Regions from separate parts of the Homo sapiens genome. Here region 2 is linked to region 1. Evidence: read pairs that join two places in POLR2A ChIA-PET (ENCODE). Cell type or tissue: OCI-LY7. All regions are shown on one strand. Links, peaks and the distances in the headings refer to the core of each region. The heading gives the core; the rest is flanking DNA. Region 1 has its middle 260 kb from the start of ZNF608. Region 2 holds the start of LOC105379156 (a long non-coding RNA gene).

Region 1 (16,037 bases), core at 7,679-10,178:
GAGATCTGATACCACAAATGCCTTAATGTGGCTGGCATTCATGAGAAGGTATGCAACTATTGTTGAAATATGAAGAACTCAGAATGTCAAGAGAGAAGAGGGTAAGTTCAAAATCTGAGTCATCAACCAAATTTCTTGACACTGACTGCCGCAGCCATTAGTGCTAAATAGATTTGAACCACTACCACCAGCCATAAAGGACAGATACAACCAGTAGTCCCTAGCAAAGAACACAACCTCAAGGACCAGTGGCCACAGCAGGGAATTATACTAACAATAGATCTATAATAGCCCTTTCCTCTCTTATTCATTGCCTCTGTAGATATTTTTTGTTCCTCTCTGGTGAGAAGGAACTGGCTAATGTGGGACTCTGGGGTGGGAATAGATTCTTTCCTTGTTGCTTTGAAAAAGTGCTGCTCATGCAGCTGTTATTTCTATGAAGACATCCAGTTGATAAAAGAATCAAGGGGCCAAACATAATAATTTAAGTATAATTGGCAACCAGATTCTCATAGCCTGAAAAAAGGAAAAATGTTTTGTTAATGAGAATATAGATCAAAGTCTTTTGTAGGAACATATGCTACATTTCTTTAGTATGTTTCTTGACAGAGCCCATTAGTCTGTCAATTTCTGAGTCCCAAATTGCAAATTTGAAATTGATGTAGACCCAAGCTTGGCATCAAAAATATTCTAGTTGAGTAACAAATCAGTTTTCACATTACTGTTATGTTTTATTTGCTTGATAGAGGCTATATAAGCAATAGGACTGGGATATGTGTGCATTCCGAGTGCCTGGAGTGGCGAAGATGGGGAAGAGAAAGGATACAGATGGAGTTCGAATGGATCTGGGTATATTAGTTATAGCATATGATTGCTGTATATCTGGAAATCCAGAAATACATATTTAGGAACAAACCCTATATATAATTGTTTACATCCACATCAGTTTGGTATTTGACATTTACTTACGTTACACACACACACACACACACACAAACAAACACACTGCATAGTTTATTTATTACATAATTCATTGGACCGAATTTATTAAATCATACCAGGGCTTAGCCTTGTATGGTCTATTGATTTCTAGTTTAGTCCTAGATTATAACTTGACCTACTCTTCTGCTAGATGGTTTACAAAAACCGCGAACAAAATTTCACAATGCTAAAGACATAAAAAGCAAATAAAAATCCACCATGCTAAATGCTCTCAAGAAGGTCACCTTTCTAATCCAGCTACTGTTACCAGAGAATACCTACAACAAAGACAAGTTTGTTTATGACTGTGGTCCGCTGCTTATCTGCACAATTTATTGGTCACATAAAATATTTTGTAATTTCGTACTACAGTGGGTTTGACAGAAATGTCCACATATCTTACGTAATACTTTGACTGGTTCTATCTATTTAAATTTAAATCTAAGTATATTATTTGTAAAGTTTCTAGGTTGAGTGTAAACATTGCACTGTATGCATAAATGGTTAAACCTAACCTAAACATAACCATCACATTTCTAAGAAAAGTATTTTTCTTCCTATATTTTCTTTGAGTAAGCAGAAAAAAATCCATCAGTACTTACATTTAGGCACATATCAAGCTCCATTGTTTACTTTAAGAATTAGAGTATAAATGAACTTCTTTCTTTTATATAAATGCACATATTTTTACACTGAAATCTCTCAGCTAACTCGTGACACTTGACATTAATCACATACATAGATCAACAAAGACTTTGCTTTCATATAGAAAGTAATTTCAAACATATTTCTAAATTATGACTTGTTATTGCAGTCAATTTAATTATCTAGCTAATGACAATGTATGTTCATAATCAAAGTAGTCAAAAATACCAAGTTTAGTAATTAGACCATATAATTCCTTAACAACTCAATTTATAATGGAAAAGTACAATGCTTTTAGACAATGTTCTTCAAATACTCCTCTATATTCAGAATTAGGAATTCCACAGTGTATTCTTTTGACATTTAAAGCTGGAGATGGAGTGTTTAGGTTAGAAGCGTAGCTCCCTCCTGTATTCTACCTGAAATTGCTTGTAAGTCACATTACATTCTAAATCCATTTCCCCTCAAACCATGCTGAGGGTATAACATTTACTCTCTGTCATTAATGTTCTTTTCTGTAAGACATACCAATATGAATTGTAACACAATGAAACAATTAATCTTTCTTGGGCAATTTTAATGATTCTATAATTATAGAAAACTATAGAAAATCATGTTTTCCCGTTTATCAACTCAGATACTCAGTGACATTTCAATGCCAAAGACAAAAAAAAAAAAAAAAAAAAAAAAGGCGGGGTGGGGGGGGGAAGGGGAGAATCTCCTGTATTTTCATTTTAAGAGTATCATACTAACGGAAATCTATAAACTAAACATAGATAGTGTCACAAATGCAAACTGACACATGGCATAACTGGTGGCTGTGCAAAAATCCAGCCGGAAAAGTACTAAAATAGGCTAATTTCATTTCTGCCAGCTGCCTGCCTTTCCATTCTTTATCTCAGCTATTAGGTTTGAATAAATTTCATCTCCCACACTACAAGTAATGAGCAGGCAATGACTTATGAAGCACCGAGACCAAGTTAAGACAGAATTAGAATACAATTTTAATGAGACGGAGCTGAGAAAGTGGAAGTGTTACTCCTTTGACAGACTTGGCAAAATACCCAATATTATTTCAAATGCTCTTTCCTTTTTACAAAGAAACTGTCAAATATTAAAATAAAAATTATAAAAAATAAGACTGAGGAATTCTTTAGGGGCAGATTGTTAATGTGATTGTAAGCTAAAAATAGTTATTAGAGAAGTCATTTAAGGAAGAGAGCAAATGTGACTTCAATGTAAACATATTAAATATAAATACTCCTCTGAAAACAAACAACATGCTTTGGTTTCTCTGGGAAAAAAAAAAAGCAATTAACATTCAGGTAACATGCATCTCTTTGAAATGAGGTCCAGAAATTGTTGGGGGAATGGAGAGTAGACAAATATTTTCTTTGTTAGCACTTAATTGGAAGTCTATAAAATAATGTTATTATATGGCTTTGAAATACACTCAAAATAAACTGGTGTAAAAACAAGATAAACTCAAGCATGATTTTTTTTTAACATCCAACGTTCAGTACACCAGGTGGTGGGGGCAGTCCCCTGGAAGCATAAAGGGAAGTGGTCTTTGGCTAATAAGGAAGGTTTGCACCACAATAAAAGCATTTATTTTCACACTTAAAATCATGGGGAAGGTGTTCAATGGAAAAACCCAAATGCCACAAAATAACAAGAACAACTAAAATTGTTAAGGACTTCAAACTACCAAAACTAATGAAAGGGATTTTCCAGCCTGATGCCCCCACTCATATTAGGTAACGACGTCCCATCCTCCTTAGATGCCCTGTGCCTTCTCAGCTAAGCTGAGCTGAGGTCTGGGCCAAATTGAGCAGCACAGCAAGGCTACTTATACTCTACACTTTAAATTAATTCCTCCAAACATCCCCCAAACAGTTACTGGAGGCTTTTTTTCTCCCCCTCCCCCCACATACCCCTTACTGTTTCTGTCTTTCGTTTAGTGATTACTTCCTGTCGGTTTTTCTAGTGCCTAAAACATATGTGATTTGCTGCAGGCAGTCAGTATTTATAAGGAGAGCCTCACAGCAGGTGCCACTTACAAAAAAAGGCCCCTGTGAGCATGAGTGCACAAGTGTTATCCCATGACCCAAGGGTCATGCTGCTGTTCCTACACAATGTTTAGCAAAGGAAGGTTCTTTCCATCAACAACTGATAAACAGTATTCGTCTGATCGGCCAGATTTTTTATGAAATGATAAAGCGAATGAATATATCTATGCGTCTTTAAAAAGATACATGCATGCTTTCAAAATTATATGTAGCTATTCTGACTCTGCGGTCAACAAATGACCAGAAAAAAAAATCTAGTAATTTTTTAATGCTGATGGGTAATTTCACTCGGTGCCCCCAGTCTTCCATGCCCCAAATTCACTTCCTTGACTTTGAAGTCTGGGTCCCTTAAAGCTGTGAAATTTCCTGGATAACAAACAATGCTAAGAAAACTTTGTTTTGAGAAAATAGATTTGATAGCCATGGGACCTGTAAATGTAGTTTGCTTTTTACATCCAATAACAGTGACCAAAAAGGGGTGTGCTACCTTTTCCCATAAATGTTTCCATTCTTTAAACAGCATGTTAGAAATTCAGTTAAAGGGATTTAATGGAGCTAATTATAGTTGGTGAACCTCTCTAGCTTTCTTCTTGTTTTTCCCCCTGAGAGTTGTTCAGCATCACCCACTTGCAATGCAAGCTTTCCTTAGCCTGGATCTGTCCAGTGATGCTCCCTATTCCACGGGCCCCCATCAGCATATCTATTGTAACTTATTGTGAAAATCAGACCCAAGAAATCCAAAGAAAGCCCAAGGCAATACGGGGAGTTTTAAAACTGTTCTCCCAAGTATGATCAACAAATCACATTTTGGTGTATTTAAGGTAATCCTTTTGGGAGGCCTAATTAAGTTGGTAGGAAAATTATGTGATATCTATTTTATATTATAATATTATATAAAATATAGGTTATATATTCCAAGGTTATATATTATATAGGTTATATATTACAAGGTTTGTCATGTTTTATATATGAAACATGATACAAAATTGGAAGATGTATTTCCAATTCATGAAAGAATAATGAAAGAAGACAAAAGAATGAAGCTTTAGTTGTCTACCATGTTATACATTTACAGTATGCATAGGGGAAAGGTCACATTGTCAGTTTATATCCAACAAAGATTACTTAAGAAATTTGGATTTTCACAAATAATAGAGTCTTATGCTCCCATCTCCCTGTTACCAGCCACCACCTCCCCACCCCTCAACAACCTGATTTCTAAGTAAGAACCCTATTTAGTCCTCAATAACAGAATAAGAAATATTCTTGGTCTGTCATTTGGTCAGTGTCAGATACTAATATGGCAAAAATTAAAATGCTAAGTACTGCTTAATTTCCAAAAAATTTTATGAATCTTGCTCACAAAATTCAGAGGTGGACCTCGGATATGGCCTTGGACTTGGAAGATGGAAAACACACTTGTAATTCTCATTGCCCCTGGTTGTAGGTACTATATCCCATCTATTCCTTCTCCTTTAACTCCTTCCTCCATTTTGGTGTTTTAATTTTTCCCACATGGAACCTTGGGCATACTCCCATTGTGACAGGTACCTTTGTATACAGGCAGCTTTCTCACTAGACTGTTAGATTCTTTTCTGTGCCTAAGAATTAGGATATTGATGATTGGTTGCTGAAAGGATGGATTATAAGATAATGACTAATGCAGTTCAGTGATGGGTAGATGGTCACTCAAGAAGGCTGGCTTAGAGTCCTGGGGACCGGGGTTCATAGAGAGTCGTCATAGAGTATGACAACCATCATAGAGTATGAAAGCTGGCAGGAGAAACTAGTTATACTTCTCTCCTTCAATTTCACTTTTGACTTTCCAGAATGGTGTAACAAATTAAGATTAGACTGAAAATTAAGATTGAACTGAATCAGACTCTTTAAATTGGAGTTCCATTTCTAATGATGTCAGTTCTCTCTTGGTGAAATAGGACAAGTTTCTTAACCTCCCAGATCCAATTTCCTCTTTTGGAAATATGGGAATTAACAGTACCTACCTCACAAGATTAAATGAAATATCACGTGTAAAGCACTCAGTGCAAGCTCAACAAGTCATCTTTCCCTCTCTTGTACTTTCATCCAAGCAGTCCTTGTTGCATATCTGACATTTAGAAACTTGGCCTTGTCAATGTTTAAGCAATGATGGTGTTGAGAATCAATAAGCCTTGTTAGGGAGTAATGTTTTTCATAGATTCTCCAGCCATATTTTTCATGATAAGAGGTTTTTCTGAGAGGTGATTTCTGACATTCTGCACAAATCAAAATTATTCAAGGAGACAAAGGCATTGATCATCTTCTCGTTGCTTGTTTTCCTTGACCCCTCTGGCAGCTTTACCAGCATTCTCTATAAATGCCACATATAAATTAAAACTGGCTTTTGCAAGTAGATAATTCACCCCACCTAGCCCATTTGCCTAGTTCCAGGGAAATTTGCCCCTTGATAGTATTTTTTAAATATTGACAAAATTTTAATTGTGTTAAAAAACATATAACATGAAATTTAACATCTTAACCATTTTAAAACATACAGTTCAGTAGTTCTGTTGTACAACAGATCTCCAGAACTTTTTTTACCTTGCGAAGCTGAAATGCTATCCCCATTGTACAACTACTTCCCATTTTTCCCTCCCCCAGCACCTCTGGTGATATTTTTAATTGTTGGTTTTGGTCAAATTTCAGATGTGGTGACATAAGAATACATATCTGGTCATTATTAGAGTAACCTTACAAAATAGCTTTTTTTCATTGAAAAACATCTATGTTCACAAATGCGGTATTTAAAATGCTCATTTTCTGCTACACATAACATTAATAATAAGAGTAATTACCCAAGAAATATGGGACTTTAAAGCTCATTCTCACCCTGAAGACACCGAGAGATTATGTTTTTAACCTTGGGCTCTGATTTGGTTGTGAATGGAAGATGGTATAATGTATAAAGATGGTTTTCCATAGAAGATGGTGATTATGCTGAAGACAACTAGATTACACGCTCTTTGGCCATGCAAAGTGATTCTTGAAATACTACCTGGATAATTGAGGTCAAAGTGATTTTTTGGCATCTAATCTACCACTTCTCTGCCTCATTTGGCATATTTAGATTCAGCCTATACCAGTATTTGAGGGAGGCTTAATTTCTTTGAATGCGTTACAACTTAGAACATTAATTGCTAAACAAATACTATAGTAAAGCCACAAAATGTGAAAAAAATAGTTAACAGCAAAGGAAGGAGAATTTTACTTCAGATCCTTAATTCTTATTATGTATGATTGTATTCCAATTCAGTTTTCTGATTTGCCTACTAACTTTCAATGTTGATTTCAGATAATAATATAAATCCTGAAATCACATCTGTCTAGCATTGCTAGGCTTTTCTTCCTACCTGGTCACTAAATATTTTTCTTTCATTCTCATCCCCCATGTATAAATAAAACACTTTTTAAGCATTGAGAATATTATCTTAAACAGATTCTCTGAAAATGATTTACAACAAATTCCACATTGTACATTGGGGAAGAATATTAATTCCATTATATGAGCATATTTCTTTTATAAAACCTCCACTCATTCATATCGGCACATTTAGTCATGATAACCATAATTAAAATGTCCTTAAATTTATTACTATGGCAGATTTTAAAATCACAATAGAAAACAGGATTCACTGTTGCGTTTCTTAAAGTCAAATCATCTTGACAAGCTAAGGTCACTTCAGTTCAAACCCCAAAATGTTCCTGTCCCTTAGGAGGCTGGGACATTATTAATATTTTTGTCAAGAAGGACTTGTGAAGGATGCAGTCTTTCTCAGGGATGAAATGAAAGGCGTATTCCACTGTGTGCCATGAAAGAGATTATATATCTTCCGCAGAGTTGGTTGGGGATCAACTGCCAGCTTCTTCATGGTGTGAACTCGTGATTGAAGCACCAGCTGTGATCCAGGGTTTGAAAGAGACCTTGAAAATGGCAAAGCAAGACCCTGTGTTCAGAACTGACAAAACCAAGCTGACGAGAGAAGCAAACGCTATTCTTTTGGAATGCTCATCGCAGGGAATGTCATTGACAAAAAGAAAAGCGTGGGAGAGAGAGGGGGAAAGGAGGCTTTTGTGTGATATAAACTGACAGACCTGAAATCAAATGATAATGCTGCAAAAATGGGGATTTTCTTGTTTATCCATTACATTGTAGATAAATAATGTCATTACAGGCAAAATACGTAGTCAGAAGAATACTTCTTTCTAAAGTTGCTTCATCAATGTAATTGGATTTTATTTGGCTTATAATATTAATTAGAAATATCTGTGTAGCATTTCTTGGCCTGATAGGAGTAAGGAGATTCCAGAGAGTTCTAAATTATACACAACTGGCACCTCATGTAGCTCCAGAGGGTCCTAAATTATACACAGACTATCACCTCATGTAACTCCAAGTTAGAATTAAAATGCCTTTGTTAACTACCCAGAAGTGGAAGGCAGTCATTTCTTCCCTGGGAGATTGGCTTCTTTGTTATTTTTAGCTTCTGAACACTTAAACGTATTTCTTTCATTTTTACTAACCCAGGCCATTAAGACAAAATGTGTATAAGGTAGTTTTTTGTTTTGTTTTGTTTTGCAGCACAACTGTTGGTATGCCCATTAGTGTCCAGTGGAAACTTTCACTTTCAGATGTGGAGGCCGTCTTCATGACCACATGGTTCTGAGTTGACCTCCTTGATGGTGCCTGAGTTGATCCTTGGAAATCAGCTACGTCCTAGTAGCTGACCACGAGGCAGCACTCTGCCTAGCAGGCACTAGACCAGCGTTATAAGTAGTGTGCCACACAGTATCTAGCCATTAACAGAATAGCAATGCTCCATCTTTGCTAGAGGACCACTTGGGAGAAACATATTATCCTTAGCCATTAAGTACAGACACAAAGAGGTGGTCCCCAGAGGGCTCCAGGACAAGTTGGAAAAGCCTTTGCTGAAGACAGAACCAGCTGCACTGAAAACCTGTTTTGCTAAATTTAGTGCACTTTGGACCTTCCTTTTAACTTCAGAGTTACCTCTCTAGACGCTGGTCAGTCCAACAATGTTTATTTAGTGACATGAGGCTGAGAAGATGAATATCCTCACGCTCAGTTATTTACATAAAGCTAAGTAGCAAAGCCTGTAATGTTATAATCAGGTACCTATCTGCAAGACAGTTTTGAATGACACAGGGTATGAAAAACATTTACTCTAGTTTACACTGTTTTTGAATACTGTTTAGTCTCTATGGTGAAAATATTAATACTTTTTAATGATGTATGTGATCAAACTTTTATTTGATTGGCTTCTTATGGCACAACTCTTACAAAAAGATGGGATGTCATCATGTGCATTCTCTGCCTTTGAGCCTCTGATGATTCCAGTCATCTCAGAAAGATAGGGCTCTGCCCTCTTGCTTCTGATTTGCTGGCAATAGACCTTCAACTAATAGTATATCTGCTCAGCTGAAGATGGAGTGCTAATCTAGGGGGACTCGAAATGGCTCTGTCATTTTCTAGATGACAGCTCCTATTTTCCACTGGCTTCTGGCACATGCGCTATCATCCGTCTATGTCAAGAAGACACTTGCTTATCTGGTTGCTAGAAATGCTTTTGTTAAAAACACGTAACTGCAGTTCATCAGTCTTGTGAGGAAGTTGTTGATTTTGCTAAACTAAGTTTAAACTCCACTGTGGTTTTCTGATATGACATCTATTTTTATTAGATATTGTCATGATTATTTATAGTGTCTTAGAAGCATACTAGAATTTTTTTTTTAATGGCAATTTAGTCAGCTGATTGAATGGTGCAAAACAAAAGTTTCAGGACCAGGTACGCCCATATCAGATTTGATTCTTCATTTTTTGGCAACCATTAATTAAGAAATCACTGGCTAAAGAAGAGATAGAAGTTGAATTAGGGCCATAAAAAATCAAAATTCAATGCAAATAATGTATGTCTCACAACAAACAATGGCAAGTATTTAAAAATAAAACCAGTCATCTAGTTGTAACTTATGAAATACTATCAAACACCAAAGAATATCATCTGAAAATATTCTTGATCAATTTGTAGAAGTAAAATTTCTATTTACACTGGAAAATATTTCCTTTTCTGGTTTTCTTTTTGTTTTGACCAGTCTGCTCTCATTCTTCTGGTTTGATTAAGACTTGATCAGTCAGAACTTGTGCAAACCCTGTCTGACTGATCCCAACTAGCCCTAAGTATTCAGGAAGCGGCTGAAGAGTTCCCGTTCAGGACAACCAGCTAATATTGGCTCAAATCCTTTTGTCAAATATTAACTCACAGCCAATAAGGTCGTTAACAGTGCCCAAGGCAAGGACATGCCTCCTAATCTTTGAAGCGCAGTACCCAAATGTCAAAGCCAAGTGCTGTTTCCAGCTGTCCTTTCTCATACTTGCCTGTCTGAAATATACCCTTGTGTTCTTTTCTCTTTCCTTCTTTTTCTTCATACAAATACAAACTCACAACCCTTTCTACTAGCTGCTGGGTCTATCATGTGGCCTTTTCATAACGTGGATTGGGGAGTACCAGATAGGGCACATTTTGTGGCAGCCATCTACTTTCTTTCAGCCTTTTAAAAACAATGGCTATGACTATTACCAGAGAGATGGTTGGTAAGAGCTGCTTTGAGATTTGCTGCACCTCTGAAGCCTGTGTCTGATGGAGGAGAAACGAAGCCAGGAGCTGAAGCTAGTACAATAAAGCTTTCCTGAGAGGTTTTGTGGATGGGAAGTTATGACTCCTGGGCGTGGAAACAGCCCCAGAACTCTGTTCTTGGGTCCATTTTCTTTACTTTTCACTTAAACTGATGAAAGGGACACCGATGAAAGGATAAGGGCCTGAACGTTTTTAACATCTGAAATATGTGCATAACATTGGATGTGTAAATAAATTTAAAAAGTGAGCACAGCAATTAAACTGAAAAACGATGAGGCATCTCTCATAAACAGAAGCTCTGTATTTCTTGAAAGGAAAAATACATCGAAAAATGAAGACAGAGAAAACAGAAAATCTGGAATTTATTTTCTTTTTAGCACAACAAGACCATGTTGGAATAGATTTGTCTAAAATGGGTAATGACATCAATTTTGTGATAAATAATTATATTTCTAATAAGAAAAAAGTGCTTCTAATTAGTTATATTGATATTCAAGTAATTGTAAATTAAGGGAAAAATATTTGATATTAAGTTATTTGCTTTTTAAAAGAAACTTGCAGAAAAGATGCTCATTTTTAAAAAACCAAATTTTATGTTGATTATTTTGCAACTTTATGAGCACATATACACCCAAATATTTTTAAAAGCATAGCAAGTGCTTCGTTTTCTCCTCGCATCTCTGACTCTTCTAAAAATAGATGAATCCATTCCTATAAAGCAGAACAAAACCAAATAAAATGCATATGAACTTCAGCCCCATAAATTTGAGAAAACTTTCAAACAATGGATACTTTGGATATTTTATACTAATCCTATTTAACTATTTTTTCATGTCATTTCTTCAGCTATATACATCAGTAAGAAATTAACTGCCTCTAAAAATTTGACAGTTATATCCTAGATTTTCAGAGTGGTATAGGTCAATATTTTCAATTTAAAAAATTTATCTTACAATTTATGCCTTTATAAGGGAGTGATAACAATGTTTTACTTATGCAGCTGTGACATATTGAATGAGGAAAGAGCTTTGCCATCTGCAGGTGAGGGCTAATACCTAGCATATGTCAAACGTGCTGGCAGTGGTATTCCAACTGTATTCTGACAACAGAATCAGAAGAAATAGTGTTAAGCTGAGGAGAAAAGATTTGGGGCAAGGAACAGTTTTCCAGATGAGGAGTTAAGAAACATTGCTTACTATAATAAGACAATTTTAATTCATTTTTAAGCACCACCATGGGGTGACCTCCAGAGACCAGCTTTTACAGAGAGGCTTGACACTCAGTTGCATTTTTCCTTGTAAGTAAGAAGCAAATTAGGTTACCTGTCCATCCAGGGTGCATGGAGAAAAAGACAGAGCTGGAAGAGAGATTGCTGACCTAGTGTTTCAGTCTACAGAGAAGGAAATCCACACCTCTCTAGCATTTATCATTAGCCAGTTGACAAGTTCAATGCAATGCTGAACTCATCCTAGGTTTCCTAGCTTTTAGTAGACCTACTGTTATTTAGAAAAACTCTTTTTTTAAAAAATAAAAGAACTTATAAAGTAAAATAGTAGACGCTACAAAATCTAATAGTTCATACTTAGAATATGCAGGATTATTTGAAAAATGGAGAAATATCAAATAACAAAAAAAAAGAGGAAAATATTTTGATAATGCCCTTTATGTAAGCTACAAGTTAGAGCATCCTACCTAGAAATGTAAAGACCCAGGGGAAGTGAATAAACAAAACCCACATAAATATGGGATGAGAGTGGGGAATAAATACTATGCAGTTTTATTATTTTAAGTTCTGTGCCAAATAGAATTCAGTACATACAGCAAACTAACAAAGTACCATCAAATGCCAGTGGTAGAAGTACAATCAAATATCAATGGTCACTTCCTAGCAATGTGTCTTTGGGCAAGTAACAAGTGCTCTAAACTCCAGCTTTCCTCTCTGTAAAACTTGAGTCATGTTTACCTCCCAGAGCTATTGTGATGATGCCACACCAGGTGACCTAGTGCACCTGTAGCCAGTGCCCCCACGCCTCCCCAGTGCTTTGTGGCCATACCCCCAGGTACTCCAGAAGGGCCATGCAGCCAGCGTCCAGGAAAATAAATTACAAGGCATTTCTCACTTTAGGAAAATCCCATGTTTATTTTATTACGTTGTTGCAGAAATCAGCAAGACTGGGAATAAGTTTAATTTTGAAAAGCTGCATCAAAGGCTGGGCACAGTGGCTGATGGCTGTAATCCCAGCACTTTGGGAGGCTAAGGTGGGAGGATGGCTTGAGGCCAGGAGTTTGAGACCAGCCTGGGCAATATGGCGAAAATACAAAAAATTAGCAGGGCATGGTGGTACATGCTTGTTATCCCAGCTACTTGGGAGGCTGAGGCATGAGAATCCCTTGAATCTCGGATGCGGAGGTTGCAGTGAACCGAGATCACACTACTGCACTCCAGCCTGGGGGACAGAGTGAGACTGTTTCGAAAGGGGGAAAAACTGCATCAAAATATATACTTTGAGCTCACTTGCCGTGAGTTTTTGTTTGCTTGAGCTCCTGTTCCTTTCTCCTCAGATAGGAGGTGTCCTAGTTGGAATATGTTGTCATTCATTTCATGTTGTATTGCCTATTTTTTCCATATTTGGTAGGCAGCAAATGCCTATTATGGAGTTAAAAATTTACTGCCATCCTCCCAAGTAATGTAAGTAGGGGACTGTTGAAAGTCACAGGAGAGGAACATGTACTCACCTGGGATTGTCTAGTGAGGCTAAGCACCACAGATTTTAAAGTTTTGAGTTTTAAGAATATATTGTTTAGGGTAAGCCTAAGTTGATATTTTTCATAGCCAACGCTAGATACTTAGGAGCCTTTTGGTGAAAAGTAGCTAGTATTTTAATTATTATTACTTTTTTTCCAGCCAGGCTTTTTTTTTTCCTACTTGATTTAAGCTTGCCTAGGGAAGCTGGCCCTGCCATGTCTTCCAAGGAAAATTTGGATCTGGCTAACTCAGCAAGATATTGCCAGTGTTCTGTTCCCTCCACACACACACAAGATTCTGCCCCTGCTAGACCTGTGCCTGCCACAGTGGACCACCCATTCTTCCCTGTGTAATTCTCTGCATATAACCTCCTTTGTATAGATTTTTTGTCATTTGCATATGCTAAAAATGTATGTTCCTAGGCATGGAAAGGTTTCTCAGGCACATATTGAGCTCATATTCTCATGCTGGCTGAACATAAAGCATCCCTCCCAAGCAGTTTGGTTATAATTCAGTCCTCTGAATCAACATCAGGCCTGATGTGAGTTGTGTACTTCATTGTTATACTCAGTTAAATGTCATCAAACACCCAACTTGGCAAACTTGCCAAACTCACTAATTTACCAAAAGTTACTTTTTTTTTTTTTTTTTTTTTTTTTTACCTATTTACAAAGTTTTAGGCAATTCTTATGGAAAAAAATGGTTTTAACAATTTTTGAAGATTTCTGTGAAATTATATTTGGCTATGATGAAGTTTTAGTGTAGTTTGATTTCGGTGGCAAACATTTTACTGTGGTCAGGCAAAGTTTATTAATGTCTGGATTTTTCTGTACTTTCTGTCTCAGGCTTTTGGAAATGCCTATTTGTAGTGTGTTTTGAATTACAAGTATGCATATCTTGATGTCAAGAATTTTATAAACAATTGAGGGGATTTTGTTAAAACATATACAATATTCTGTTGCCTTTTTACCACTTAGAATTCACAGATTTTTTTTTTTTTTTTTTTTTTGGTCTGGCTCAATTCAAGGAATGTTTTTCATGTGTTTCAAAAGTTTGAGAAGTGCCTAATGTCTGAGATGTGAACCATGCACAAAGTTGACATCCGACTTTGAGAGACTAACAAATTTATTGTTTAATTAACTGGATAAAATGGCTACAAGTGAAAGAAAAACTTACATTAAATCTAAAACTAAGGACAAGCTAAAATAAACTAAAAATTCAAAACAAAGCCTTAAAGACTGTTGAAATTTCCCAAACAACTTTGCTATAAACTTTAAGTAGATAACAAGTATTTGGGAAATCTGTAATTTGGCTATTTTTTTTCTTTTGGTCAATAGACTTTCAGCAAAAAGGCCTTGGATGAATTGATTTTTGGTGAACTGGTTTCTGAAAAATAAGCTTTTGGTAAATGTGTGAATTTGAAAAATTTGGCAAGTTGGTCATTTAGTCAATTGGCTTTTAGAAAATTGATTTTTCAAGGAATTAGTTTCTTCCACAATTTCCCAGAAAAGATAAATGGAACAAAACCAAGATGGTGTATGGGAATATGAATGAGGGGTACAATAAGACATCAAGTATATATTTTTTCTGGGGTCTAAGAGTTGTATATTGACTAAAGTTGAGGACAAAAGCCTTAATTTCCACAACTTATAAAGAACTACAAGCTATTGAGCTTATTAGAGAGCATAACAAAATCAAAACTAGTCCTACCAAAAACTCCTTTCTTACCCTCCCATATGCCAAGAGTAATAGGGCACAGTCTGGGTGCTGTTTGGAGTTCAGCATTCTTGGAGAAAGGCTGCTCCCTTCCCAAAGCCAAGGGGAGGGGCTACAAGAGAATCACTCTTAAATATTGACACTGTACACAAGAAAGGAAGACTGACATTTGTTTCCCCTTTGAAAGTCTTCTAGGTCTTTTTGGCCTTTGACCTTGCTGACTCAGTCCTGTGCCATTTGGTTGAAAAAGAATTAAAGAGAGACAGTGTGAAGGACAGACATTGGAATGGGCTTAGCACATTCCCTGAGGTAAGAATGATAGCACCTGCTCATGCCAGCAGGTCCTAGAATTGGCCGTGTTGTGAAGATGAGATCAGAGGCCACCATGCTGATTGGCTCACTGGCATGCAGGGAGCAAAGATGTAGACACATTGGAGGAACGTAGCAAGTACAGCACCTGCTTGGAGTCCAGTGGGGGGGCTGACTGAATCTCACAAAAGACCATTACTGTTTAGTGTTGGGCTCTCCATCCATTCTTATTGAACCCATAGATACCAGCGGTTGCCACCAACTAAGGAGAGGACTGTACTCTTGCCCAGCTTAATAAAGAGATGTTTGTGTTTTCCCTTGTTCTCCCCCTGAGCCTAGCACACTTATAAAGCTCATTATTAAAGGGAAGAATGAGAGTGAGGAGTAGATGCCTCCATATCTCCCACCCCTCCTCTAAGCTTCTGGAACTACCGATCCATGCGTCAATGATGGTGAACAGGTGATGAACCCTGCCTGGAGTCGGAGATGTTAAAAATGAACAAAATTGAACCTTACATAGAAAATAACATTATTTTTGTAATGAATAATCAGGAAAGTCATGGAAGTCTTATATAAAAAGGGTTTTTCAATGGGGGGGACAGTTAATAAAAGAAACCAAAACCTTTTAGGTTTAAACTCCAGTAAATTGAACTCTCCAATAATCAGATTATGGAAGTCCATGTAATCAGTCAACTCAAAATTGATAGAACCAGAATTAAAGTGTCTCAAAGGGGATGGAGAAAAGGGACTGGGCTCAAAAGAAACTTAGGGGTTAAGATTTGCAAGATTCGGCAACAGAGTGGATATGGAAAGTGAGAGAGTAGGGTGACTTGTAGGTTTCTAATTTGGGTGCCTAGTATTGAAGTTAACAGAGATGGG
Region 2 (16,037 bases), core at 7,633-10,132, 220 kb before region 1:
CATTCTCTCATTGACTCCACTTGAATCTATTTCACCCTAAGCTGAAATGTACATCTGGAAGAACGTAGACCAATAGATACCTGAATGGGCTCAAAAATTAGATACAGGGAAGGTGTTAATTTGGTGACTATGTCAGCATTCTCACAATTCTGACAAGAAATTCCACTCAGTCTGGCTTAAGCAAAAAAGGGCTCATGCACATGAAATAGTTCTGATTTTGTTTTTTGTTGTTGTTGTTGTTGTTGTTGTTTTTCTTTTTGAGATGGAGTCTTGCTCTGTCACCCAGGCTGGAGTGCAGTGGCACGATCTTGGCCCACTGCAACCTCTGCCTCCCAGGTTTAAGTGATTCTCCTCCTCCAGCATCCCCAGTAGCTGGGACTACAGGCACGTGCCATCATAACCGGCTAATTTTTTGCATTTTTAGTGGAGACGGGGTTTCACGGTGTTAGCCAGGATGGTCTCAATCTCCTGACCTCGTCAATTGCCTGCCTTGGCCTCCCAAAGTGCTGGGATTACAGGCATGAGCCACCGAGCCTAGCCAAAATAGTTTTGACTTTGGAGGAGACTTGACCTACTGTTCCAGTGATGTCGCTAAGGGGCTGAGTGCTCCTTCCCTCCATTCTGCCTGCCTTGTTTCTGCCTTTCTCTTCAGGTTCCACATGACAGACCTCAACAACTCCAAGCTCATGACTTCTGGTTGCAGAACACCCAAAGCAATTTCTGATTTCACATCCTTACACCACATTAACCATGAGCTCCTTTTGGGAGCTCTCAGGAAGAGTGAGGGAGCTTCTTTTTCCCAAAGTCTCAGCAAACATCTCTTCACATCTCATTGGCTCTGATTGGGTCACACATTCATCCCTGAGCTCTTCACTGTAGCCAGGGAGATGGGTATGCCAATTGGTTTAAGGCAGGGTTAGAGTCTCTTCGGGGCTACATTGTAATCTATATGTAAATGGGTCCCCCTGAAGTTGTGCAAAACACAGTGTGTCCAGCCAATCACAATGGCAACCTAAGAATTTATCTTATCCTTTCCCAAAGAGTAGAGTATTCACTCTTTGAGTGCAAGGATTGTGTCACCATCTTCTCTTTTTTGTTTGTTTGTTTGTTGTTTGTTTTTGAGACAGAGTCTTGCTCTGTCACCCAGGTTGGAGTGCAGTGGCGCGATCTCAGCTCACTGAAACCTCCTCCTCCTGGGTTCAAGCGATTCTCCTGCCTCAGCCTCCCAAGTAGCTGGGATTATAGGCGCACGCCACCATGCCCGGCTAATTTTTGTATTTTTAGTAGAGACGGGGTTTCATCATGTTGGTCAGCCTGGTCTCCAACTCCTGACCTCGTGATCTGCCCTTCTCAGCCTCCCAAAGTGCTGGGATTACAGGCGTGAGCCACCACGCCCAGCCTGTGTCACCAACTTCTATCCACTCATAGCATCTGACACATTATGGCTGCTTGGTGAGTACTTATGAATGAATGAATTATTGTATGAGTTCACAGAAAACTCATTGAAAAGTATAAATCTTCCTTCTGAATTTAACATAAAATTATTATTTTTCCAATGGTTTCTTGCTACTGGATGATTAACAGTTCTTAATTTTCAGTATTAACAAAGATGAGGCAAAGCACGGATGAATATGATTTCAGTCTTCTGCTCTATTAGAAGATCATACTTTCGTACTTCACATTTGTTATATTTAGGTTTAAGTGAAAATTCAGTCATTGCAATTCAAATCTCCATCAGCAGAGACTAAGCTGTTAACCTGGGCCTTCTCTCCACACTCAACTGGGGAAAGACAACACTGACTCAGATGGTTCTTGCGTCAGTAGTAGTTAGACTGTAAACACTAACTTTGTGTGTATTTTTACGATTTAATTTCCTCTTTTTATGGGAGCATAAAATGTATTTTTAAAAATAAGCAAATCTTTAATGAAAGTGTAGGATGGTTGACATGGGAAGTGTATAAATCTGTCACCTACAATATAAGCACATATTTAAATATGCATATTATGAACATTTAAAGCTGCAATGGTTCAAAATAATGTTAGCCTCTTATGTGAAACATTACTCTATAAATATGAGCCCACTAGCATCTTAAATACAGATTGCATTATATATAAGCAACCAATATAAAATATTTTCAATCTAATATTTATTCTCAAATTTTGTCTTTAAGAAATTATTATTCTATGTCTCAAGTTTACTTTGTAAATAGAAAAAAAAAACATAAAAATTCCTCAAGCCTCTAATGTTTTTCTTAATGTAAAAACTATCACAAAAAAATGGGAAATAGTTTTTCTCCCATAAAATATTCCCTGGACTCTCTCTCCTTCTTTTTCTACTTTTTTGCCTGTAATAGTCTTATCTTCCTCTATGACTTAAACAATCAAGAATAAGTTGATGACCCCCAAATCAATGTATCCAGCCCTGTTGTCACTCATGAGTGCCATAACATCCTAACAGAAATCACCATTCCCATGACCTTCCATGCCTTGGTCCATGGCATTATCATCTGCTTATTTGACACAACCAAATCCCTTGGCATCTTCTTAGATTCCTTTTGCTCCACCGTCCACCCTCTGGCTCCCTTCCGGAACTCTATTGACTAGTTCTGTCATATCTGGCTCCACAGTGTTTCTCTCCACTCTATGGGTTTAAGCTGTTATCACGGCTTTTCTGGATGACTTGTACTCTCTTCCACTTTGGAGACAGTGATTCTAGTTTCTTACCAACTAATCTGCCATCCAACCTGCCTTTGCCCCAAATAATCATTTTCCAATACAATCTGATTATTCTAACTTTTCTGCTTCAAATTCTTCACAGTTTTCTCATTCCTTTTAGAATAAAGTACATGTTCAAAGACTTTTGCAATCTGGCTCCAAGATACTGTACAATCTCATCTTCTACCACGCCTTCCAACTCTCCTACACAGTCTTGCTTTCTGCCCCAGCCCCAACAGATTACTCATCAGTCTATGAACACTCACTAAGGCTTTATGTTGTTTCCTATGTCTAGATTGCTTTTCTCATCTTTCTCCCTGTCTGAAGTTAACTTCGGTGTTTTCTGATTTCCCATCACAATCAGCCATTCTCCCTTCTGTACTCACACCAAATCATGTTCCCAGTGCACATGGTATTAGTGGTATTAGTGCTCCTGGTTGGGTTATGCACTTATTGGAGGAGGCAGAGAGAGGGAGGGCTATGTCTCATTCATCTTGGCATGGACAGCTCCTAGCAGGTGCCTGGTGTTTAGTATGTACTAAAAGATGTTTGGTGAATGAGTCTTTATTTTGAATGCTCAGAAAGACCTTAAATTTGACTTATAAGCTTTCAGAAATAGGAAAAAGGCCTACAGATTCATAGCAGTTGTATGACTACATGTGGTAAAAGCGAGCAAGTTATATCCAAGACAGACTGCAGCAAGGTAAACCCATTTAGCTACAGTCCCTTCTCTGTCTTTTAAGACATGTCTAATTTGAGATCCCTTTCACGTGCTCCCCTTCCAAGGTTTAATGTATGTGATTAATCTTGACTTGCCTTAATACTGCTAGGAATGTGGCAATGACCTCAGCTGAACACTGGCAAAGTGATTAATGTTACATGAACTGGATAAGGTGGTTTTTTTTTTCCCCCTCTGCTCTAGCTCCTGAATAAACACATTCATGCAAGATTCGGTTGCAGACCTTTGCTCGATGGAAAATGTACCATGATTTCAAAGAGTAATGTTTCAGATGCAATAAACAACGTTAAAGGAAACACGGTCCTTGTTAAAGAAAATGCTGTTTCAGGCTAAAGTCCCAGTGATCATAAAAGATATATGATGCAATAAACAAAATGAACCATAGGCAGACAGGTCCATTCGATGACTAACCACTGATTGAATTTTCCAACACATTTAGACTTTCTAAGAGATAAACTATTCACAAAAGGTTCGTGTTAAATATAAGGCTGTCATTTCCTTTTTATGTTTCTAGAGGGGTCTGAGAACAGTAGAGGATATTCCTTCTTTTTTTCTTTTTTTTTTTCTATTGGTTGTTTGTGGTTTTGAATTTTTTATGATGTGAGAAGACTGGCAAACAGTTGCTATGATTGTCAAATGCCTTAAATCAAGAAGAGAGAATGCAATAAAACACAGTTTCCATGGTAACACATTGTAACCTAGTACCTCTGGATTATGAGCCAGCTCACATCTATGATCATTACTTGTTGACAGGCATAAATTGAGCCTAAAAGCATTAATTTTAGAGATAAAACTAGAATGTGTAGCTTAGTTTTAATAATGTTTAAATATTTCCAAGGTAGTGGCAGCAAATCAACTCTGGTTGTGTTATTATTTAAATAATGTTAATAAACTAACCACAAATACTTTTTGAAAATGTACAAGCTTTTCTCTAAAAATGGTGTAACATCTGTGTATGCAGTTGGTCCTCCACATTCCTGGGTTCCACATCCATGGATTTAATCAACCTCGGGTTGAAAATGTTGGGGAAAAAAAGACCCACAAAATTGCCAAAAGCAAAAGTTGAATTTGCCACCCGCCGAGCATTGTGTTGAATTCACGTGAATGTGGTGATGTGTAGGCATTGTATTAAGTATTATAAGTGATCTAGAGATAACTTAAAGTATATGAGAGAATGTGTGTAAGTTATATGCAAATACTAGGTTATTCTGTGCAAGGGACAGAGCATGTGCAGATTTTGGTACAATTCCACATAGATACTGAGGGACAACTGTATAGTCTTGAGGCTGCAAGTGGTAGCTGACGTGTTTTTGATGGAGTTTAAATAATCTGAAATCAACAATGATATGGAATGATAGCCAGACATTTTAAGGAAGGAATGTTGTTCAATATGGACAAATTCCTAAACATCTTGATAGTAGAGTAACTCCTAGAACTCTTGTAGGACATTCACACACAATAATTTTTAGTAGACATAAGTTCCTTTTCCTCTTTTTAAGGAGCCTGAGATAAAATGTGGATGATCACATGCTTTTTTTTTTTTTTTTTTTTGAGACGGAGTCTCCCTCTGTCACCCAGGCCAAGAGTGCAGTGGCGCCATCTTGGCTCACTTGCAAGCTCCGCCTCCTGGGTTCACGCCATTCTCCTGCCTCAGCCTCCCGGTAGCTGAGACTACAGGCGCCCGCCACTACGCCCGGCTAATTTTTTGTATTTTTAGTAGAGACGGGGTTTCGCCGTGTTAGCCAGGATGGTCTCGATCTCCTGACTTTGTGATCCGCGCACCTCGGCCTCCCAAAGTGCTGGGATTACAGGTGTGAGCTACCGCGCCCGGCCGATCACATGCTTTTTACACATTCACTTCCATGTCCTCATCAGAAGCACTCACACTACCGTCAAACATTTAAGGTTAAAACAAAGATTACGTTATGTGTAGCAGTTACCCATTAACCAATATAGTTAACAAGACAATTTTTTTTCCAAGGCTGCTTGTGACACTTCTAAATATATCTTTATGACAATCAAGATAATCTTGGCCAGGTGCAGTAACTCATGCCTCTCATCCCAGCACTTTGGGAGGCCAAGGCAGGAGGACTGCTTGAGCCCAGGAGTTCAAGACAAGCTTGGGCAACATGACAAGACCTCATCTCTACAGAAAATAAAAAACAAACAAAAAATAGCCAGCTGTGGTGGTGCACACCTGTGGCCTCAGCTACTCAGAAGACTGAGGCAGGAGGATTGCTTGAGCCTGGGAGATTGAGGCTGCAATGAGCCGTGTTCACATCACTGCACTCCAGCCTATGTGACAGAGCAAGACATTGTCTCAAAAGAAGTAAAAAACAAAACAACAAAAAAAAGAGATAATCTGATATGATATGATATGATATGATTTAATATGATACAATAATAAGAATTGGTCCATTTTCTCAACATCTAGACTTTATGTAAGAGTTCACTTTTTTCCTCTGGCAACTTCTGAGCTCCCTTTCCTTACTAAAGCTTTTACAGTGAGTGTGGGATAAACAAGGAGAGACAGATTGCTCTTCCTCTAAGTGTGCCTTTCACTGCCCTGAGCCTCAGAAAAGCAGAGAGTGACCAGCACACCTCAGTTGCCTTTTCTGTACACTTGGGATTAGACCTATTTCATAAGGTTGTTTTAAGCACTTATTGAGACGGACACTTGTGGAGAACTTAGAACAGTACTTGGTGCATAGTAAGCCCTCCATGAAGGTTAGCCCCTGTAGGGGGTAATGCTTTGTCTAGCATTGCGCTTCCCACTCAGTTGTGCCTAGTAAATGTTTGTTAAATTGAATAAGCCTATTTGCCCAATTGGCTATTACAAGAGTGCTTATTGTAAAACTAATTTTGCAGGAATATGTAACATTTTCAGGAAATCTGATTACATTGCTTTTATTCACTTGCAACTTACCTGTCAGAGATTCACAAAACGCTTCAGTTATCAGAGCTCATGGAGTTGTGTAATAATTGTATCTTCTGGTATTGCTAAGTTTTAGAATCAAATCCTTGGGAATACTGCAGGGTATCTGAACCAATCTAACACAGACTAGTCTTTAACCTATTGACCTGAGAAGGATACCTATTTCAGAATCTGCCATACTTTCAAGCAATGACTCAGAAGCTTGCTAGCTACTTCTGTTTTGTTTTTTCGGTTCTTTGAATTTAGATTTTTTTTTTTTTTTTTTTTTTTTTTTTTTAGACAGAGTCTCACTCTGTGGCCAGGCTGGAGTGCAGTGGCGTGATCTCGGCTCACTGCAAGCCCTGCCTCCCAGGTTCAAGCAATTCTCCTGCCTCAGACTCCCGAGTAGCTGGGACTACAGGCATGCGCCACCACGCCCGGCTAAATTTTGTTGTTGTTGTTGTTGTTGTTTATTGAGATGGAGTCTCACTCTGTCATCAGGCTGGAGTGCAGTGGTGCAAGCTCGGCTCAATGCAACCTCCGCCTCCCGAGTTCAAGTGATTCTCCTGCCTCAGCCTCCTGAGTAGCTGGGACTACAGGTGTCCACCACCACGCTCAGCTAATTTTTTGTATTTTTAGTAGAGGCGAGGTTTCACCATGTTGGCTAAGATGGTCTCAGTCTCTTGACCTCGTGATCTACCCGCCTCGGCCTCCCAAAGTGCTGGGATTACAGGCATGAGGCCACCATGAAATTTTTGTATTTTTAATAGAGATGGGGTTTCACTGTGTTGGCCAGGATGATGGTCTTGATCTCTTGACCTCGTGATCTGCCTGCCTTAGTCCCCCAAAGTGCTGGAATTACAGGCATGAGCCACCACGCCTGGCCTTGAGTTTAGCTTTTTAAGGATAAAATTATTTTAAGAACAAAGAAAGCAATTTTCTTCCATTCTAATTGCTATAGACCCTGGAATATGTCAACATGATATTTAGTTAGTCTAAAAAAAATTAAGACATTGACCCATGCATATCCAGCTTTGAACACTAAATACCACTTGGCATTCTTTTTATTTATCTCTAGTCATTTTCCTTTCACCTTCCCCAAAGCATACTCCCAAGTGTAACCATCTTCTTAATCTCACTCTCTATTTTTAAAATATCAGTCACTGTTCTTGTTCTGTAGACACATAGAAAATAAAAACTATCATTTGATAACCTGCTCTTTTTTTAAAACAGTTTCCGAACGTACAGTTGACACTTGAACAACTTGGGGGATGGGATGTCACTCCCTGCCCAGTTAAAAATCCTCATATGACTTTTGATTCCTCCCAAAATTTACTAATAGTCAGCTATTGACTGGAATCCTTACTTACAACATAAACAGGTGATTAACACATTCTGTATGTTATATGTATTATATACTGTATTCTTACAATGATGTAGGTTAGAGAAAAGCAAACATTAAGAAAATCATAAGGAAGATAAAATATATTTACTATTCATTAAGTGGAAATGAATCATCATAAAGCTCTTTACCCTTGCCATCTTCACACTGAGTAGGGTGAGGAGGAGAATGAAGAGGAGGGGTTGGTCTTGCTGTCTCAGGGGTGGTAGAAGCAGAAAAAATATCCATGTATAAGTGGACTTGCAAAGTTCAAACTCATGCTGTTCAAGGGTGAACTGTACAAGAAAGTGCTGAAGCACAGTGCTAGCTACATGCAAAGCCACCAACAAATGTTAGTCCCTTAGTTTAAAAGAAGGCGTTTTCTAGCTTAGAGTAAGGAGTTTCCTAATGCACAGGAATCAGTGTTCTTTTTTCTTTAGGATTAACCATTCAACCTATATGCACTCATCAGTTCCTTACTGTTTTCTCTCAGTTGTGGTTTTATCATTTGTTTCCATTTCTCTATTTTCAGGGTGTTTCTCTCTCTCTCTCTCTCTCTCTCTCCTGATTCTTTCTCATTATAGTCTTTCTTATCCAAACCTAGTCTTCGTCCAGAGTTCCTATCTCAATGAAAGCACCATCATTCCTATCAGAAGTTTAGGTATTATCTGCCCTTCCTGCTCTTAACCATTTCATCTCCTCTGCACCCCCCACCCCCTGCATTTTGGGCTCAATGGGATGTGGGTTTGTAGTTGAAAAATGACTTTGCAGGTGGTGGTATGATGCTGCTTTTATTCGTGTGTTTGTCTTAATTTAGACTATGTTCTAATGCAGGGATCCCCAACCCCCAGGCTGCAGACTGGTACTGTGCCTCACAGCAGGAGGTGAAGGGAAGGTAGTAGCATTACTACCTGAGCTCAGCCTCGAGTCAGGTCAGCCACGGCATTAGATTCTCATAGGAGTGTGAATCCTATTGTGAACTGTGAATGTGAAGGATCTAGGTTGCATGCTCCTCATGAGTATCTAATGCCTGATAACCCCAACCCAACCCTCCACCCTCACCTTCCCATCCGTGGAAAAATTGTCTTTTGAAAAACTGGTTCCTGTTCCCAAAAAGGTTGGGGACCACTGTTCTGAAGTTTTTTTGGGGGAAAGAAAACATTTAGAACGTGGGAGGGTGGGATTGGGGGTGGGAGAGATTATTTCATAATTGCATTCTCATTTTTAGATTATTGCTAATATACTCTCACCTTTGGACTGGTCCTGAAAGAATTTCCCCATTGTAGGAGCTACATTTCCTTTATAACAATTATTTAGTGGTGACTGATGTTCCACTGAAAAAACACCATTCTCTTAATGAGACTGTCACTATTTCACAGTTCCTTTTGCTCTCTGTGTGGGACAAGGCCCAGGATGTCATACTGCCTGAGAGATTTCACTACCAAACAAATCTTAACCACCATGGGCTGGCCTAAGGAAGCAAGAGTGTGTTTGTAGTCAACTCAGAGTTACTGTGTTTCTGGGTGACCTGGAGCAATGTGACTTCATGTTTGGGGTGTTGTTGCTCACTGTACATCTCTTCTTCACCCCAGGGAAGAACCTGACCCAAAAGGGCAGCAGGCAATAGGTGAAAGGCTATACTAAGCCTTTCCCAGTAAGGTCAGCCAATTGAGTGCTGCATACATCCAAGCTGCCTTTAACCTTTTCCTAGGTAAGTCAACACAAAATAGTTTTTCTTCTTTCTATATTCCTGTATTCTTTTCATTGTATAAGAATATTTTATGGTGATAGAGGCGAGAGAAACTCTAGGCAAATGGGCAGGTTCGCCCCACCTTCAAGCTGAAAAGCCTGAAGCCCAAGGGCCAAAGTGAGAACTTCTGTCCCTGTTTGCCCTCTCTCTCCTGATTGGTTCTTTCTGAATAATTTTTTTTTTTTTTTGAGATGGAGTCTTGTTCTGTCACCAAGGCTGGAGTGCATTGTCACAATCTCAGTTCACTGAAACCTCTACCTCCCGGATTCAAGCAATTCTCCTGCCTCAGCCTCCTGAGTATCTGGGACTACAAGTGCACGTCACCACATCTAGCTAATTTTTTGTATTTTTAGTAGAGACAGGGTTTCACCATGTTGGCCAGGCTGCACTTGAACTCCTGGCCTCAGGTGATCTGCCTGCCTCAGCTTCCCAAAGTCCTGGGATTACAGGCATGAGTCACCCCACGCCCTGCCCCACATCCTGTGCCTACAAAGATCTGCAACTCAGCTGGTAGAGATGAGAAGCAGCTGGACATCAAGGAGAGGCAACTTGACTTCAGGGACAATGGCTGGATGTTGGAGAGAGGCAATTTGACTTTGGAGGAGAGAAGCAGACAGACAACTTGACTTCAGGAGAGAGCAACCTGCACTTCCCATCCGCTTTCCAGCTCCCCTTTCCACTGAGAGCTGCTTTCATCACTCAATAAAGTTTTCTGCATTCACCGTCCTTCAATTCATCCACATGACCTCATTCTTCTTGGGCACCAGACAAGAATTCAGAACCACCAAATGCGGATACTCAAAAAGGCTGTCACACTGGCCCTTTGCCCTTGCTGGTGGAGGACAGCCACCCCACGCAATGAGGAAAAAGGCTTACTGAGCTGATAACACTCTGCTGTTTGTGGACGGCAGAGCTAAAAGAGCATTGTAATACACCTCTGGGGCCTTAGGGTCACCCCCACCCGGACGTCACCGCAGGGCCTACACAGAGTTTGCGTCTGCTGTTGCCAAAGCAGCCAGCTGGTTCCTGCGCTCCATTACCTACGTGCTCCCTTCGGCGGGGGTGGAGCATGGTGGACTGAGTAAATGGGGCATCCCTGTCATGAGTCCCATAAAGCGTTCAAGAAAATATCCTACATCAATGGGATACTGGAACATAGTTAAAAACTAAGGAAATCTAAATAAATTATGAACTCGAGTTAAAAACAAGAGCGTTTGTACTTGGTCTCCGTACTATCTATATTAATGAAATGAAATGCTGATCCTGCTGTTGTTTCCCAAATTTTCCGTAAAATGGCATAGTTTTTCTTTTCTGGAGACTTTTGGAAGCTTGCAGTAAAGGAAAACAATGGCCTAACCAATGGCCTAGTTTGCGTGCCAGAGACCCATGATCTCCTGACAACTCTCCTGTTCAGCTTCTCAGGTGCAGTGCTCAGTGTTGACTTCCAGATGTTGACTTATGCTAGAGAATATTAAATTGAAGTCTACTGAGGGCTCTGGGTCAATCCCTGCATTTACCTAAAAGACAACACAGTATTAGAAGTCACTTCTACTCCTGAACCTTAATACCCCATTATTCTGATAATTAAACTTTTTTTTTTTAAATCACAGCTTTCCAACTTTCTATTCTAAAAAATTATTTCAAGGACAAGACCTCTGGGTTTATTATTTCCATATACCTGGACAATAGCTGATGCTTGCTGAATGATGGTTAATTTTTATTTTTGAGACAGAGTCACACTCTGTCGCCCAGGCTGGAGTGCAGTGGCACGATCTCAGCTCACTGCAACCTCCACTCCCTGGGTTCCAACAATTTTTCTGCCTCAGCCTCCCGAGTAGCTGGGATTATAGGCGCTTGTCACCACGCCCAGTTAACTTTTTGTATTTTTAGTAGAGATGGGGTTTCACCATGTTGGTCAGGCTGGACTTGAACTCCTGGCCTCAAATGATCCACCCACCTTGGCCTCCCAAGGTGCTGGGATTACAGGCGTGAGTCACGACACCTGGCCAATGATGTTTAATTTAAACTGCCCTCAATTTATTATCTGAGAAGTGCATACAAATAGGCAGGACGAAATAGCCAGTCAGCATAATGACATCACATTTCTTCTTTGGCACTTAAGAGAAAGAATCTGTAGAACTTAATTTGCAATGTCTCTAACCTGCTTTTGGAAAATGGACCCACCATCACTTTGAGAACAAAATGATGGTTGAAATTCAGATCCATCCAGATGAGGTGAGAAAAGGAAGAGCTGTTTTGCATCTTGCTCTTGTGCTGCCTCCTTTCATCATTAGTAATTCTAGCCTTCTCTTACCTGATCACGCAGGGACACATGATCTGAATGCACCATGGAAAACTCCCCAAATGCAAAGGAAATTAAAGGGGCTCCCTACTCTTTGTCTATGGATGAAGTTATGGACATTCTGAACCAAATCCACCTCTTCTACTTATTCAAATTTTGTCAGTATAAACATTTTTTTGTTCTCATTGTTCTAACACTATGTAGAGGAGATAATTTACATGAAAGTAATTATGTTGCTATATTTAGTAGTGCACTCTCTATCCATTCCTTAAATTGCTTTTATTTAAAACATTGAATGGGCCTTTAAACACTTGGAACGCATGTGTATAGTACTATTTTTTTTGTTGTCGTTGTTGAGACGGAGTCTTGCTCTGTCGCCCAGGCTGGAGTGCAGTGGCGCGATCTCGGCTCACTGCAAGCTCCGCCTCCCAGGTTCACGCCATTCTCCTGCCTCAGCCTCCCGAGTAGCTGGGACTACAGGCGCCCGCCATCACGCCCGGCTAATTTTCTGTACATTTAGTAGAGTCGGGGTTTCACCATGTTAGCCAGGATGGTCTTGATCTCCTGACCTCGTGATCCACCCGCCTCGGCCTCCCAAAGTGCTGGGATTACGCGCCCGGCAATATGTATAGTACTATTTAAAACATGACATCCAGAAAGCAGCCCTATTTTGATACAGTTTGTGTACCTCATAGCTTTTGGGGAAGCGCAGAGGAGAAAAAAATATCTCTAAACTTCCTTTTTAAACAATGTATTGCGGCCGGGTGCAGTGGATCACGCCTGTAATCCCAGCACTTTGGGAGGCCGAGGCAGGCGGATCACCTGAGGTCAGGAATTCGAGACCAGCCTGGCCAACATGGTGAAACTCCGTCTCTACTAAAAATACAAAATTAGCTGGGCGTGGTGGTGCATGCCTGTAATTCTAGCTACTCAAGAGGCTGAGGCAGGAGAATCGCTTCAGCCTGGGAGGCGGAGGTTGCAAAGAGCCAAGATCGTGCCATTGCACTCCAGCCTGGGTGACAAGAGCAACACTGTCTCAAAACAACAACAACAACAAAAACACCAATGTATTGTGACAGAGGAAAAATATCGTTTCCTCACCCATTGCTAGGTTCACCGTGAGGCCTCTATAAGGAAAGATGGATTAAAGAAAAGGATAGACTTATTTAACACACGTTTTATGTGACACGGGAACCTTCATACGGAAATGAAGACCTGAAGAAACAGGTAAACCAGTGTTTTTTTTGTTGTTGTTTTTCTGTTTTTTTTAAGACAGCGTCTTGCTTTGTTGCCCAGGCTGGAGTGCAGTGGTGTGATTTTGGTATCTGTGGGCATCTTGGAATGAATTTTCCATGGACACCAAGGGACAACTGTATTTTAGTATACATCTCTAAAAGACAAGGACTCTTTCTCTTTTTTTTTTTTTTTTTTTTTTTTGAGATGGAGTCTTGCTCTGTTGCCAGGCTAGAATGCCGTGGCGCGATCTTGGCTCACTGAAACCTCTGCCTCCCAGGTTTGAACCTATGATTTTCCTGCCTCAGCCTCCTGAGTAGCTGGGACTATAGGCGTGTGCCACCACACCAGGCTAATTTTTGTATTTTTAGTAGAGACGGGGTTTCACCATGTTGGTCAGGGTGGTCTCAAACTCCTGACCTCATGATCCGCCTGCCTCGGCCTCCCAAAGTTCTGGAATTACAGGCGTGAGCCACCACGTCTGGCCAACCTGTGTATGTTTTAATGCTAAGCTGGATGAGTAAGTGGATAGTTGTGAAGAAGTATGATTGGGTTAAAAAGTATGATCTAATGGTAATAAACTTGGGGTTGGGGAACTCAGCAACATCTGCCTCAGATTCTTTTCTGTGTCCCTATGCCTTCGGAGATAAAGATGTTCCTTTCTTTTAAGTGTAGGCAGGGAACCTCTGACGTGAGTGTCTTAACGACCTGCTTCACGGAAAGGTTAGAAAATCCTTCCTAGGTTTTAGGACCTGCATCAGAAGAGAAGGGTGGGAGACGGTCTGGGATACTTTCTTGCTTCTACTATTTTCTCAAATTCTTTCAGCTTAAAATATTTAATATGCCAAGGCACCATATCTTGGGTGTAATGTGTCTTGAACCCTAGCAATGTACTCTTAGAAGGAAGCTTCTATTTTATTGGCTTTCTCTTCCCACAAGCAAATGATTATTTTCATTTTCTTTATATATTTTACCCAGCTACCAGAAGTGGTTTCAAAAAAAAATCTGACATTGATTTATTTTTCTTCTTCCCTCAGGTTAAAACAATGAAAAGAAAGCAACTATTCTGTTGGACTGAACAATTTATTTGAAACTTTGACTTCACAAAGACTCAAGTAGCATTCTTTCATTTGTTTCATGGTGTTAGTTGGTTTAACCTTTTTTGACTTGTCCGAGCACAGTGAATTCACTGCCCACGGGGAGTTTGCTGACCATCTGCTCTATGTCATGTAGAAAAGCCACAGGGCCTTTCTTCCTTTCCTGGTGTCCGTAGTTCCAGAAGGATTTAGTCAAGATAAAATTGCCTCCCATCTTGAGTTGATGTGTTTGAATGTAAGAGTTACCTTTGGAGGGGAAAAGAAATAACTTTTTTTTTTTTAATCTATCATTAAGTTCATGGCTTGGGCCCTAATAACAAAGGACAGATTAACAAGAGAAAAGCATACACATTTATTTAATATAAGTTTTATGTGACATGAGAGCATTCATAAAGAAATGAAGGCCTAAAGAAATAGAGAAACTTGGAGATTTTTATGCTGAGGTTTGATTAAGTGTGATTGGACGACAAAAGGGCATGATCTAATGGTAATAAAAATTAAGAATTAAGGGGGAATTAAGCAAGGTCTGTTTGTTCATATTCTTCTCTGTGTCCCTGTGTCCTCAGAGGTAAGGATGGTCCTTTTCTCTGTGTTTGAAAGGATATTTTTTGAATGAAGGTCTCATGCCCTGCTCCATGGAAGAAGAGTGAGGGGAAGAGGAGAATGGCTCTTCTGCTTCTGCTGTTTTCTCAAATACCATGATGCCATATTTGGGGGGCAGCATGTCCTGAACCCCACTACCTTGTTTCTTTCAAAAGTAATTCCAGTTTAGTATCTTGGAGGGTTATAAAGCTTCACTAAATAGAATGTCTATTACACCCTGACCCTCTGGAGGCCTTCTTTCCTCCATCTGCATTATCAATCCCTGGTGATTCTCACAATCGTCCTAGAACCTCCAAAGAGTTCTCCACTTTTATTTTCTTTTTCACATTTCATTTTAGTTGCTGAGCTAAGCCTGAATTGGCATTTCCATAAACTCCCCTTTCATAGCTATAAATAATTATATTTCCTTTAGTCCAGTCTACTTACAATGTTGTGGTTTTAAAAAAATAAATTAAAATTTAAAAAGACTTCAGTTTGGGATTTCAACTTATCATTTTATGTATTTTCGATTTTTGTGGAGGGAGGGAAGTGTAGAAGAGAGGAAAATAAAGCCAAAGTATAAAACTGCAGGAACGGCGTGTATGAGAGCATTTTCCACCATTATAATGGAACTAGAATACATATGCCCTGAAAAGTTAGAAAAAAAAAAAGACCACATTAGATTTCCAGTGGAGGCGGCGGCAGAGCTTTAGATATAAAGCTTCTTTTTACTCCTACTCTTTATGGGCATGGGTTTAAAATGGTATTTTTATTAACAAAGTAGTTCTATCAGGGAGGCATCCTGGGCATGCCGGTGCACCAGCTGATTCCCCTCTTAGTCTCTATTTCTAGTCTTCCTTATCCTATTCTTCCCTATTTTTATTTCTCTAGTTCCCATTTTTTCCTTTTGACCTTCCTGTCCCTGCAATGTGCGCATTGGTTCTTAGCCCTTGGTGAACCAGGCTCTAAACAGTTTCATGACTCTTAAACCACGTCAAGAAAATCACAAAGGATTCCTTAAAGGATCAGGAAGTGTTACTGTATCTATAAAGACTGCACATAGCTGAATTTCTAGGTCTCCTCAAATCTGAATTTCAACTTCAAAAAGCAGTTGAACAGGACTTCTATTTGTTTAGTGCATTTATTAGATGGCTTGATGCAGGTCAAAGGGGGTGTGATTCTATTTTGAAAGTATCTCAGCTGATTTTTGTTCACACCTAGGCCCCCACTGACATTTTTTCCTAGATATCCATTGAAAAATCAGAAATTGCAATGAAATGCTGTATTCCACATGAAGCTGTAGGGGAGCGAAAATATCTTTTCC

Evidence for each region. Peaks named below come from ENCODE experiments on the same cell type or tissue, not always from the same donor. Only the 100,000 strongest peaks of a DNase experiment are listed, where the experiment ranks them.
Region 2: POLR2A ChIA-PET joins it to region 1 with 5 read pairs; 1 of 35 experiments calls an interaction of 5 or more read pairs at or near these places.

The regions. Positions count from the first base shown.
Region 1 is chr5:125,002,913-125,018,949 of GRCh38, forward strand. No RefSeq gene overlaps it. Among named protein-coding and RNA genes, the nearest start is that of ZNF608, 260 kb to the left of the region's middle. RefSeq lists an enhancer at 1-695 and silencers at 3,660-3,709, 9,171-9,371. In OCI-LY7, for the core only: no CTCF peak of the experiment used is centred there; a DNase peak (open chromatin) is centred at 9,209; H3K4me3 peaks cover 578 bases; H3K27ac peaks cover 460 bases.
Region 2 is chr5:124,787,504-124,803,540 of GRCh38, forward strand. It overlaps LOC105379156 (a long non-coding RNA gene), which reads left to right and starts at 9,363. Exons shown (of 3, transcript XR_948725.2): 1 at 9,363-9,460; 2 at 12,913-13,028; 3 at 14,072-14,595. RefSeq lists a silencer at 8,519-8,638. In OCI-LY7, for the core only: no CTCF peak of the experiment used is centred there; a DNase peak (open chromatin) is centred at 8,578; H3K4me3 peaks cover 860 bases.